2 separate regions of the Homo sapiens genome follow, and region 1 is linked to region 2. The links are chromatin loops, found by intact Hi-C in ENCODE. Cell type or tissue: natural killer cell. All regions are shown on one strand. Each heading gives the region's core, and the rest is flanking DNA. Links, peaks and the distances in the headings are about the cores only.

Region 1 (5,371 bases), core at 253-5,252, 250 kb after region 2:
TGGCGGGGCTGTGCCTCGGACCCTTAGATGGACCGAGATAGGTCCGGCCCCGAGCGACAGCTGAGATCCCTCTGGGGCTGGGACCAAACCCGCCTTTCCCAGGTGTACGGTACTCCACGGGATATGCTCTCAGGTCACGCCCAGCCCCTCTGACCTCCCCGGCCAAGCCACGCCCCTCCCCAAGGTTCCCAGGTACCCTCCCAGGCCTGGTCCCCGCCGCCTACCGCAGCGGGGGAGGTCACAGAATTCTCGCTCGATCTGCGGATCCGTAGTGTAGCACCATGGCCGCTCGGAGCCGTCAGGATTCCGGCAATAGTTGTCGTCCAGACCTTGGTCGAGGAACCTGGGGGCGGTAATGGGGCGTGAAGAAGACCCTGGGACTCTGGCTTATCTGGCCCCGCCCAGTTGCCCTACACGGAGCCCTGCCCCTGGAGTCCTGGACCTTCCCTAGCCCGGCCCCCAGGGCGCCGATACCGCCTACGCGTACTTGCCCGGCTCGAAGGGGTGCTGGTGCGGGTGCTGAAGATCCCAGCGCTGGCACTCGCGCCCTGACTCGGTGCGGTCTACCGCGCCGCGGTATTCCTCGCCATTGCACCAGACACACGCGGCTGGAGACAAAGAGCCAGTGGGTTCGTGGATGGGCGTGGGCTTGTCCCTCCACTCTCCCAGCTTGACCCGGCGCCGCTTACCCACCCGGCAGGATTTGATGCCGCAGCTCTGGAAGCGCACGGCAGGGTCTGTTGTGTGGCACCAAGGACCTCCGGGGTCGCCATCAGGGTTACGGCAGAAGTTCTCTTCCAGGCCATTCCGGAGCGTGGGCATGTACCTGAGGGCCCAGAGCATCACTATAGTGTGTGCTGGGGGAAGGTCCCAGGCCGGGACGGAGGGAAGGTGTTTGTCCCACTGGTGATCGTTCGGGAACTTGTGGCTCCAAGCCTGGCAGGACAGGCCACCCACGGTCGTGGCCATGGTGCCCCGGTACCCAACCCCATTGTTCATGATGCAGGTCCGTATGTAGTCTGGGAGCAAGAGACAGAAGATCAACTTGGGCTGAGGTCCCCTGTCTCCCACCCTGCCCCTCTCCACCCCCACTCGCCTTTCTCCTGGAAGAGGTCACAGCGCCCAGAATGCCGCAGCCTCGTGTGGGGTGAGTGTTGAGTCCATGGCAGCAGTTGGCAACCATGGCTGCTCACATTGTAGTGGAACGCCCTGGAGAGAAGAAGGCACAAGGTAACGCCACGGCCCAGGCTCCCCTGCCCCCAGTCTTATCTATGCCCAGTGGCCACTCACCGGCAGTCCATTAAGGGCCCACAGCGACCAGCACACTCTTCAGCATCTGCCACATCCTCCTGCCAAGGCCCGGGCACCACCGCTTGTAGCGGCGCTGTAGCTCTGTGCCCCGGAGCACCTAGAAGTCATTCAATGGCGAGCGCTGCCCTGCAGAGTGGGTGCAGGTCAGGTGGGCATACATGTCAGTAATGTGTATTGGCATGTCCACAGTTTGTTCATTCAGGGGATCAAAGCTACAAGGCTTCTGGGATGGACCCTGTATGCACTTTCAAGGGCCAGTCTAGCCCCCCTGCACAGATACTTGTCAAAAAATTTCCCCTGGGAAGCAGGCCCAGACTTGGTAGTTATCACCGGTGCCTCTGTGTAGTGGCCCAGGCACCGGGCTCAGATCTAACACACACGCTCTGTGAGAGCAGTGGGTGATGGAGCTTGCCCCATCTCATCTCTCAAATGAGAATGCTAAGGCTCAGAGCCATCACATTACCCAGCCAGGGGCCCTGGCTAGGCATTCAGACTCCAAAGCTGGGCTCTCACCTGCACAAAGGCATACGCTAGGTTAGAGGGGTAGATCAGGCTCAGGAGGGGTCACTGCCTGCTGTGTGCGTGCATCTGTGTGGTCCTAACACTGCTTCAGTGCTAGAGCAGACGTGCTAATAGAGGCCTAAGTGGGCCATGTCTATGTGTTCCTAGGGCTTCCCAGCTGTGCTCAAGAGGCCAAGGTCACTGCCCCATGCCCACTGAGCCTCTGGCTCCCTGACTTTTTTCTCATCCCAGAATAGGAGAATGGGGCCAAGCCCCTCCTGAAGGCAGATGGGGATCAAGGTTGGGGGCACTCACCAGGGACCCCTAAGCATTGAGTCAGAAGCAGCAGGAGTGGGAGCCACCCCATCCTTCTGGCTGGAGGCTGCACTGTGACCCACCACAGCCCCATCCGGGAAGTTGTGAAACCTGTCCCTACGGGATTGGGTGGCTCTGGCTCCGCACGTCAGCTCAGGGCCTGCTGGACCCTGACCTGAGACCTGGTGACAGGAGCCATGAGGGGCCAGGCCTCAGGTCCCACAGGTCAGTTGCAAGGGCCTAGCACAGCTAGCCCCCTGAGAGGCCTCCCTACTTAGTGGTCAGGTGTTAGGAAGGTTTGGTGGGGCCACTTGAGGTGCCCTGGGGTTGGGGTGAAACCCCTCTGCAGCCTAGTCAGCCCAAGGGCATTGTGAAAGTGACAGCTGCCAGAGGTCTGGGTTCCAGCCCCTGGCTGACATTAAACTTTTCTGAATTTCGGTTTTTCCCTGTAAATTGGGGAAAATTACTTGCCCCAGCTTCAACACTGCCTCCCCTCCACCCTTTTGCTGCTGCCTTATCAGGCCCCAGCTGTAGGCAGGTCAGCCCACGCCCGGCGGCAGAGCCCAGAGAGGCTCGCTCATCTCAGCCGCCAGAAGTGTCATCCCAGGGAAGGTGAGCGAAGCTGTCCACTAGGACTAAATAGGGGTGGAGGTAACAGGTAGCAGGGACTCTGGCAGGAACCGCCTTTCAGACGTTTTCAGGACCGTCTGAGCGGGGCCTCCAAGTATGGGTAGGAGACAGGCGGCCTAGGGATTCCGGTTAGCACGTCGCGTTCTGCCGCAGCAGGGCTGGGAGCATCCCCGGGGCAGGCGGAGGTCGGAGGTGGTGAGGCCTTTCGGCGAAGCTGAGGCCTGGAACAACCCGGTGGGAAGCCACGGAGGGGGTCCCCTAGCGGAGGCTGGGCGCGGGCCGGTGCGCGTGCGCGGCTGGAGGCTCAGCGCGCGAGCGTGCGCGTGATTTGGCCCTGAACGGACGCCGTAGCCGAGAGGTTGGGCGGATGTTGTGAACCGGGTCGCGGCGGCCGAGGCTCGGGGTGAGTGAGGGGCGGCAGGGCTCTGAGCCTGGCGGGTTCCGGCTATTCCCTTCGCGGTCCAGTTTAGTCCACTGCGAGGGCACCTGCAGCGCCGGGATCTGAGTGCGAAACTCCGAGCGGAAGCTGGTCTGGCAGGTCCTCTGGAGCTTGGGGCCAGGCGGGGGCGACTTGGGGGAGCCATCCTTGGGCTCCCAGACGGAGTAGGTTCAGTTCTGAGCCCGGATACCCCGGCGAGGTTGGACGGGATAGCCGTGACAGGGAGTCCCCGGGCGGGGACAAGGTCCGCCTCTCACCTGGGTCCTCAGCAACTGACACCCGGAGTGGGTGTCTGGAAGGTCTGCTCATCAAATGAATGACTGCATTTAATCAGATCTTCAACTACTGTGGTAGTGAAGGGGCACCGATCATGGAGGCCCACCGAGGGCCCGAGGTCGGGAAAATCACCTTCCCGAGGAGCAGGCGTGGTGCAGACCCACAGGGGTTTGTGGCGGGAGTAGAGGGTCTGTTTGGGGCGAGATAAGAGACTGAACGGCAGAGTAGGGAGTGCTGGCTAAGGCAGTGCTGCAGAGCGAAACTCTAGACCTGCGCTGTCTAATAGAACTTTATATGATGGTGGGAATGTTCTACCTTTGTGCTGTCCAATAGAGTAACCGTTAGCCACATGTGGTCATTGAACTCTTGAAATGTGGCTGAGGCAACTGAGAAATCGAATTGTTAATTTTTAAAACTTTAAATTTAAGTAACCTCACGTGGATGACGGCTGCTGTGTTGGACAGCACAGCTACACATCAGTGAGGCCAGCACCAGGGACTCAGTGCAGGTTTTGGAGCAGCTGCAGCAGCAACATGATGTGAGGGATAGATGCACTAGGAGGACCAATGGAGTTTGCCATGAGGGCTGGGCAAGGGTGGTGCTTGGATGAGGTGGGAGGCCACATGTGTGAGTGGGAACAGTGAAACTATCAGGACCATGGATAAAAGAAGGGAGGAACCCAGGGCTGAGGAAAGAGGCTCCAGCCTTGTGGGGAGTAAGTGGGACTTATGGCTAGAGATGACCAGACCAGTGGTGGTCTGCACTTGGGGGAATGTGTAGGATTGTCGCTTCTGGTTGTGAGCTGGACTCAGTATGGCTTACAACCGAGATGAATACAGGGGCTCTGCCCCTAGGACACCTCACTTTGGACATTTTGGTCTGATTTCCACAGAGCTGAGACATTTTGTTATGGTTTGGCAAAAATATATCTGGTACCTGCTCTCTGCCCAGCCCTGTGCTGGGCACAGGGACACTGGAGAACAAGAAGTGGTCCCTGTTACATGGGCCTAGACCCTGGCTACCCTGCCTGTGTAGGAAGCTGGGAGCCCCTGCATTCCCCTGTCCTATGTGTTAGTGTGCATGCCCCTGGCCTCACCTGCTCCCAAGACTTCCTGCCATGGCAGGACTGAGGTCAGGTGTGGGGGCCCCTGGCTGGCCCTGAGTAGACAGGCTCTGTGTCTGCCTCAGCCTCCAGGACCACTGGCTGCCCATGAGAGACGAAGGATGGCATCCAAGGGGGCCGGCGTGTCTTTCTCCCGCAAGAGCTGTAGGCTGACCTCAGATGCTGAGAAATCCAGGGTCACAGGTAAGGGCTGGCAGAGAAGGAAGGAGGCTCCTCTTGTTGGGAGGAGAAGGAAGGGACAAAGGCCTCAGGCCTTGCTGCACCTGTGGCTGGCCTAGGACCAGAAGTCTCTGGGGCCAGCAGGGGCCAGGAGCTGCACTCATCGTGTGGCCCTTTTCTCCCTTCTGACTTGTGGCTCAGGCATTGTGCAGGAGAAGCTGCTGAATGACTACCTGAACCGCATCTTTCCTCTTCTGACCATGCACCCCCAGCAGCCACCGGCAGGTATGGCTGGGTGGGCGGCCCCTCCTCACTCTGCTGGGCCAGAGCAGAATAAGGAGGCTGCAGTTGTAGGGAAAGGGAGCCTGGGCTCTGGACAGATAGGCTTAGGCTCTGTTCTCACTGTGCTCCTGGCTGCGAGATCTCTGGCCAGAGAGTCTGCCTTCCGTACGCTGCTTCTTCCTGTCTCCAGGCAGTGCTAGTTCCTTGTGAGAGTCAGGGAGCAGAGGTCAGGGAGCGGGTGCACATTCATGCCCAGCTAGCACCTGGCACCTACTCCACACCCAGCATCTGCCCCTGCATGTACCTGCCCTCACCTTGGCCCCAGCCTGGCCCCT
Region 2 (5,371 bases), core at 101-5,100:
GACCTAATCGGTCTAGTCCCTTCACTGAAAGAGTACGCCAACTTGTTTCATGAGAAAATATCCTATATTTATAAAGCAGGAAAATTCCTTTCACTAAACTAGGGGGCATTCTAAAGAAATGAATTGTGCTAAGTAACATCACTTAAAGTGAAAACAGAGGCAATGGTATCTATTAACAATGTTTATCAGTGAAGGAAATAAACTGAAAATATGAGTATCATTAGATCCTTGGAGGGCCTTCATTGCTGAAAATCTGAGTAATATTGTGGTACCCTTTTGAGTCCTGCAGGGCATTCTCTTTCCAGGGCATGTAACAGTGGGTGAATAATTTCTTTTCATTCATTTTCATTAAGGGCTGAACTTCCTTAATGTTCTGGAGATTACTAAATTTGATTTATATAGTTGTGAAAAGTGCTCATATTGCTGATTCCATTGCTTATATGTGATCATATAAATCTTTTCTCTTCTTTCTGTAGTGTAGTTTAAACTTAATCCTTAAAGGACATGTATTTGAATTTTTCAGCTGGTTAGAAACCTGAATATACCAATCAAAGAAAACTGCTCCTTACATGCTACAGATTTAGTTTTCTTCCTGTACTAAGATGTCTTTTAGATACAGTAAATTCGTTAAAGCCAAGAGCCCCTAGGAAATGAAGTTGGGTGGGAGGGGGGACATTGAGTAGTAAGATCACTCTTGTAATAGAGATGCCACTCTTGCAGATATTGACAACAATTGGGCCTATAAAATTTTTACCAAACATTGGAAAGACAAGATCTGAACAACTTATCATTGCTGCAGTCTCAAATTTCAGGAAATACCATTATTCTCAGGACAATAAATAGACAATAAAGAAGACTCACAGACCAGATTAGCTGTCATGTATCACCAAACAGGGACTGGATCCTTGTCAACACGACCCAACAGAGATTGTCCCCAGAAATTCACTTCATAGCCTCAAAACCAAAAACCCACACTGATGGCAAAAAATAATGATGCAAATAATGAGAAAGAGAGAGAGAGAGAGAGAGAGAGAGAGAGAGAGACCTGTCCTATAGCCATACTCAGTGGGTAAAAGCCAAAGAGCTCAATTTCTGCTCATGATACTTAATAGAACATAGGGAACATGAGCCAATAGCTCAATGGGTTCAGATCTGCACCAAGTGCCTGTTGGATGCAGGATTCTACTGTCTCCAACAACAATGTCTCAGATGGACTAATTTTTTTTTTTTTTTTTTTGAGACAGAGTCTCACTCTATTGCCCAGGCTGGGGTGCAATGGCACGATCTCGGCTCACTGTAACCTCCGCCTGCCGGGTTCAAGCGATTCTCCTGCCTCAGCCTCCCGAGTAGTTGGGATTACAGACCCACACCACCATGCCCGGCAATTTATTTTTATTTTTATTTTTAGTAGAGACGGAGTTTCGCCATGTTGGTCAGGGTGGTCTCGAACTCCTGACCTCAGTTGATCAAAAGTAGGTGATGTCAGAAAACATACCCTGGGAGAGGCTGGCACAATGCCCAGAACCGCCATCGCTAGGCCTGGGGTTTTCCTCTGTAGTGGAATACTAGTATTCATGTAGTTCAGGGACAAAACCAATTAGATACTTCTGGGAGTTAAAAAGAAATGCATTTTCAGTGCCATTTGAGAAAGGGTATTAAGGAATTTGTCAGGGTACTGACGCGTGTCAGGTATAAACCGCAGGTTGAGAGAGAGCTAAGTATTTTCTGTCCATGAAGGTGATAAGCGAGGGCCTGAAGAAAGAGGGACTGGGGAGGACACTGGCACCAGAAATAGGAAACGGCTGCTTGGGGGTGGGAAGGATGGGTCTGGGTGCTATCTAGAAAGTTGCCTGGCAATGGATGTAGGATGTGGGAGCGAGACATCAAACAAGAAGCTGTCGCTTAAATAAAGTCTGAAGAAACACTAGATATATGAACTGCCGGAGATAGTAGGGAAACTGTACCTGGCTCCTCATAAAACTTCCCGCCTTCTATCTCCGGGAGGATCGCAGGGCATTTCCGCCAAGACAGGTGAGACTGCGGTTCTGACCTACGGGCCTCCATGAATATGCGCGAGGGCACCTGGGGGCCGGCAGAGCCGTTCCCCTACGCAAAGTAAGCGTGTTATGTCTACAACCCAACGGGGACACTGAGAGCCCCAAAGGCCCTGCTTTCTTCCTGGAGAACAGCACCCATCTGCGTAGTTTCTACCTGGCTCTATGAGGTGAGAACACACTCCCCGCTAGCACAGAAATCCTACAAACTCCTGTGGGGGCTGCGCTTGGAAGCAGAGGCTGTGTAAGAGGTGACTTGGGGGGTAGGGAAAAACAGGAAGATTTTCACACAGGGTGAGAACCCAAGAGACTGGAGACCACGGACCAATCCCTGCAAAAAGCAGCCAGGGTAGAAAGGGAAGAGCTGAGCGGACTTCACGATAGCTAATTTGTGTTACAAAGCCGATACGGCTGATGCTCGCTTTTTCTCCTATGGCGTGCAGGCGACATGTTACTTCCTATTCGCCAGCCCTCCACTGTAGGATTAACATTTAAGACGCCAACCAAGACACAAACCAAAACAAAAAAAGATATGACCCTTAGCGTACAGTCTACTTTTAGAAACTCCAGAAAGTCAGGGGAAAGCGCGAACGCAGTCCCCCACTACCACAAATTATGCAGTCGAGTTTCCCACATTTGGGGAAATCGCAGGGGTCAGCACATCCGGAGTGCAATGGATAAGCCTCGCCCTGGGAAAACCACCTTCGTGATCATGGTATCTCCCCTGCCAGGTAAGTATGAGATCTTCGGGCTCTGCCCCGACACAGCCTCATACGCCTCACTCTTTACACACACGGTCACTTGCCCCGCGCACTCCCGAGCCCTTTCCAGCCCTGACACACAGCTGGGATTCTCTCTTCCGATCCGCGGTCCTGAACCCGCTCCCAGGGCAGGGGAACTCCTTCGTGGCGAAGCAGCAAGTGGCGAAGCAGCAGCCTCTGCGCTGCCTCATCTACATAGAAGTCGCCCTGTCCGTGATGTCACCGACAGTGCCTTGCCCAGTCCCCGTCTGCTTTTCTGCCACTCAACTGACCAATCTGCTGCCAGAGCCGCCAAGAGGAAGTGACGTCTGCCTCTCCCTTTTTCCCTCCCGCCCCTGCGTCTGTTCTCTCCCAAAAAAGCTGGTCCTTAGCCTGTGTTAAGGAGCAACCTTTCGGTGGCCAGATGGAGCCGGGGCATCCTTCTTCAAATAATGGCTTTTAATTCGCAGACTAGAATGTTTCGGATTACAGAAGAAACCGGTTCTCTTCACATCTTTATCCCTGTGATGCAGCATTCCACTTGCAATTGGAAGCCGAGAGAAACCATGTTTATGAAAGTAAAGAGGCTGCTCAGATGACTGCAAACCAGCCTTCCTTACTGGTTTTATCACTGGTAATGTTATAAAGACAGTTGTCCAGTTTCATGAATCTTGTAGGTTTTTTTTTTTTGATTTTTTTTCCAAAATCAGTATTGTAGAAAACTATGCTGCCCCAGAAGAGATGATTGGACACTCTCAAGCGTGGTGCTGGACTTTGTCATCTCTTGCACAGCCATCTCCACACCTTAGTGCTTACCTCATGTTAGTTTTTTATATTCTGCAAAGACGAAATCAAAATAATCCAAATTTGACACAAATACCTGGGCTACATCTTATTTGAGATGTTTAACAATGTCTGGATCATCTTTTCTTATATATTACGCAGGAAACACTGTGAAGTAAGCAAAGTTGGAATGCCCAAGTGAAAGACCATTTGAATATTTACAAGTAGATTTCAGACAGGAATACTACAGGGTGGTCACAGGATAACAAATTCTAGGCAGCAGATTTACATGACTTGAGGCTGTGGGCTGTTAAGACGCTGAAAAACCAGGGTGTGGACCAAGCTGGCTAAGGCTGAGTGGACCCAATGTGGTGCTGGATTTGACGGAGGTTTTACCTAGGCCCTCATTATATGCTCATTAACATACTAAATCACACACCCGCCAGTGCCATGACAGTTCTGAGACCAATATTTGATGTAAAAATGGATGGCACCACAGTTCCGAGAAATCTCCACCTTTACCCAGGAATTTTCATGAACATTCCACTCCTTGGTTAAAGAAACCCATCAAGATGAAACCCCAGAATCCATTGTTCTCTCTTGGGTATGCCTGAACTCCCCTTTCTTGAGTGTGTACTTTTTGCTTTGCAATAAATCTCTTCTTTCACTATCTGCTGACTCATCTTTGACTTTGTTCTCGCGATGGTGTCAAGAGCCTGGACACCACGGCTGGGGTCGAGATCCCACCAGTGTCCGGGTACCTCCCCCAGCCCACCAGTATCAGATTCTATTCCATTGCTCAAATCACAAAACATCAAGTAGAGAGTTCTCCTTGGAGACCATAAAGATTCTGTGGCATGGTGGCCAGTTAGGCCACTGGAAGGCATGGCAAGATATTGAAAATGAGGGATTAGGTGACAGTGTAGTAACTGCTGAATACTAAATACTTGATCCAGGCCCCATTCCCTGGAGATTGACAGGGAGACACATTGTCCAGGTAGTAGTGGAGAAATGTTTTCTGGGTATCTGACCAGCCTTTGTGGAAAGAACTGGCACCATCCTGCAGATGTAACTACCTGATGGGTTCTTCCTGCCCAATGTACACACAAAATCAATTCATGGAGACCATGGCACTGCAGGAAAGAGTTTCACTGACACAGGCCAGCCACGACATGTGGGAGACAAGAGTTATTACTCAAAGCAATCTCACTGAAGGCTTGGAGGTAAGGGGTTTTTCAAAGATAGTTTGGTGGGGAGGGGGCTAGGGCTTGCGTGGTGCTGATCGTTGGGGATGAAATCACAGGGGCATGGAAAATGGCCCTCCTGCATGGAGTCAGCTTCTGGGTGGGGGCTAAGGGACTGGTTGATTTTCGGGCCAAATGGTGCCATCCAGCAGTCAGAAATGCCAAAGCCTGAAAAGACATCTCAAGAGGCCAATCTTAGGTTCTACAATAGTGATGTTCTTCACAGCAGTAACTGGGGAAGCTGCCAATCTTGTGACTTCTGGAATAATGGCTGGTAATTATTTAAGGAGGCATACATCTTACTAGAAATCAGGCCGCTTTCATCCTTCTAACTTGGTGGCCTTTCATTCATTTTACAGGGGTAATTTAGTTTTGGGGAAGGTTATCATTTAAACCAGATTTTTGGCTGTCCCCAACCTTTTTGTCACCAGGGACTGGTTTCATGGAAGACAATTTTTCCATGGAAGGGGGTGGTGGATGGTTTCCAGATGAAACTGTTCCACCTCAGGTCATCAGGCATCAGTGGCATCAGTTACAGTCTCATAAGGAG

The links. Peaks named below come from ENCODE experiments on the same cell type or tissue, not always from the same donor. Only the 100,000 strongest peaks of a DNase experiment are listed, where the experiment ranks them.
Region 1: it touches region 2 in a loop (4-fold over the local background); 3 of 110 quality-filtered maps call a loop at or near these places.

Annotation. Positions count from the first base shown.
Region 1 is chr1:16,642,435-16,647,805 of GRCh38, reverse strand. It overlaps the pseudogene CROCCP2 and the pseudogene MST1P2. Among named protein-coding and RNA genes, the nearest start is that of RNU1-3, 22 kb to the left of the region's middle. RefSeq lists enhancers at 511-1,130, 1,842-2,631, 2,892-2,991, 3,082-3,201, 2,632-3,422. In natural killer cell, for the core only: CTCF peaks have their summits at 2,833 and 3,032; DNase peaks (open chromatin) are centred at 2,345, 3,065, 3,905, 4,701 and 1 weaker place; H3K4me3 peaks cover 1,613 bases; H3K27ac peaks cover 1,728 bases.
Region 2 is chr1:16,893,402-16,898,772 of GRCh38, reverse strand. RNU1-2 (RNA, U1 small nuclear 2) reads right to left here and starts at 2,793; the gene lies at 2,630-2,793. RefSeq lists enhancers at 1,565-2,497, 2,498-3,431 and a silencer at 2,676-2,755. In natural killer cell, for the core only: no CTCF peak of the experiment used is centred there; DNase peaks (open chromatin) are centred at 2,159, 2,552 and 2,982; H3K4me3 peaks cover 1,396 bases; H3K27ac peaks cover 2,119 bases.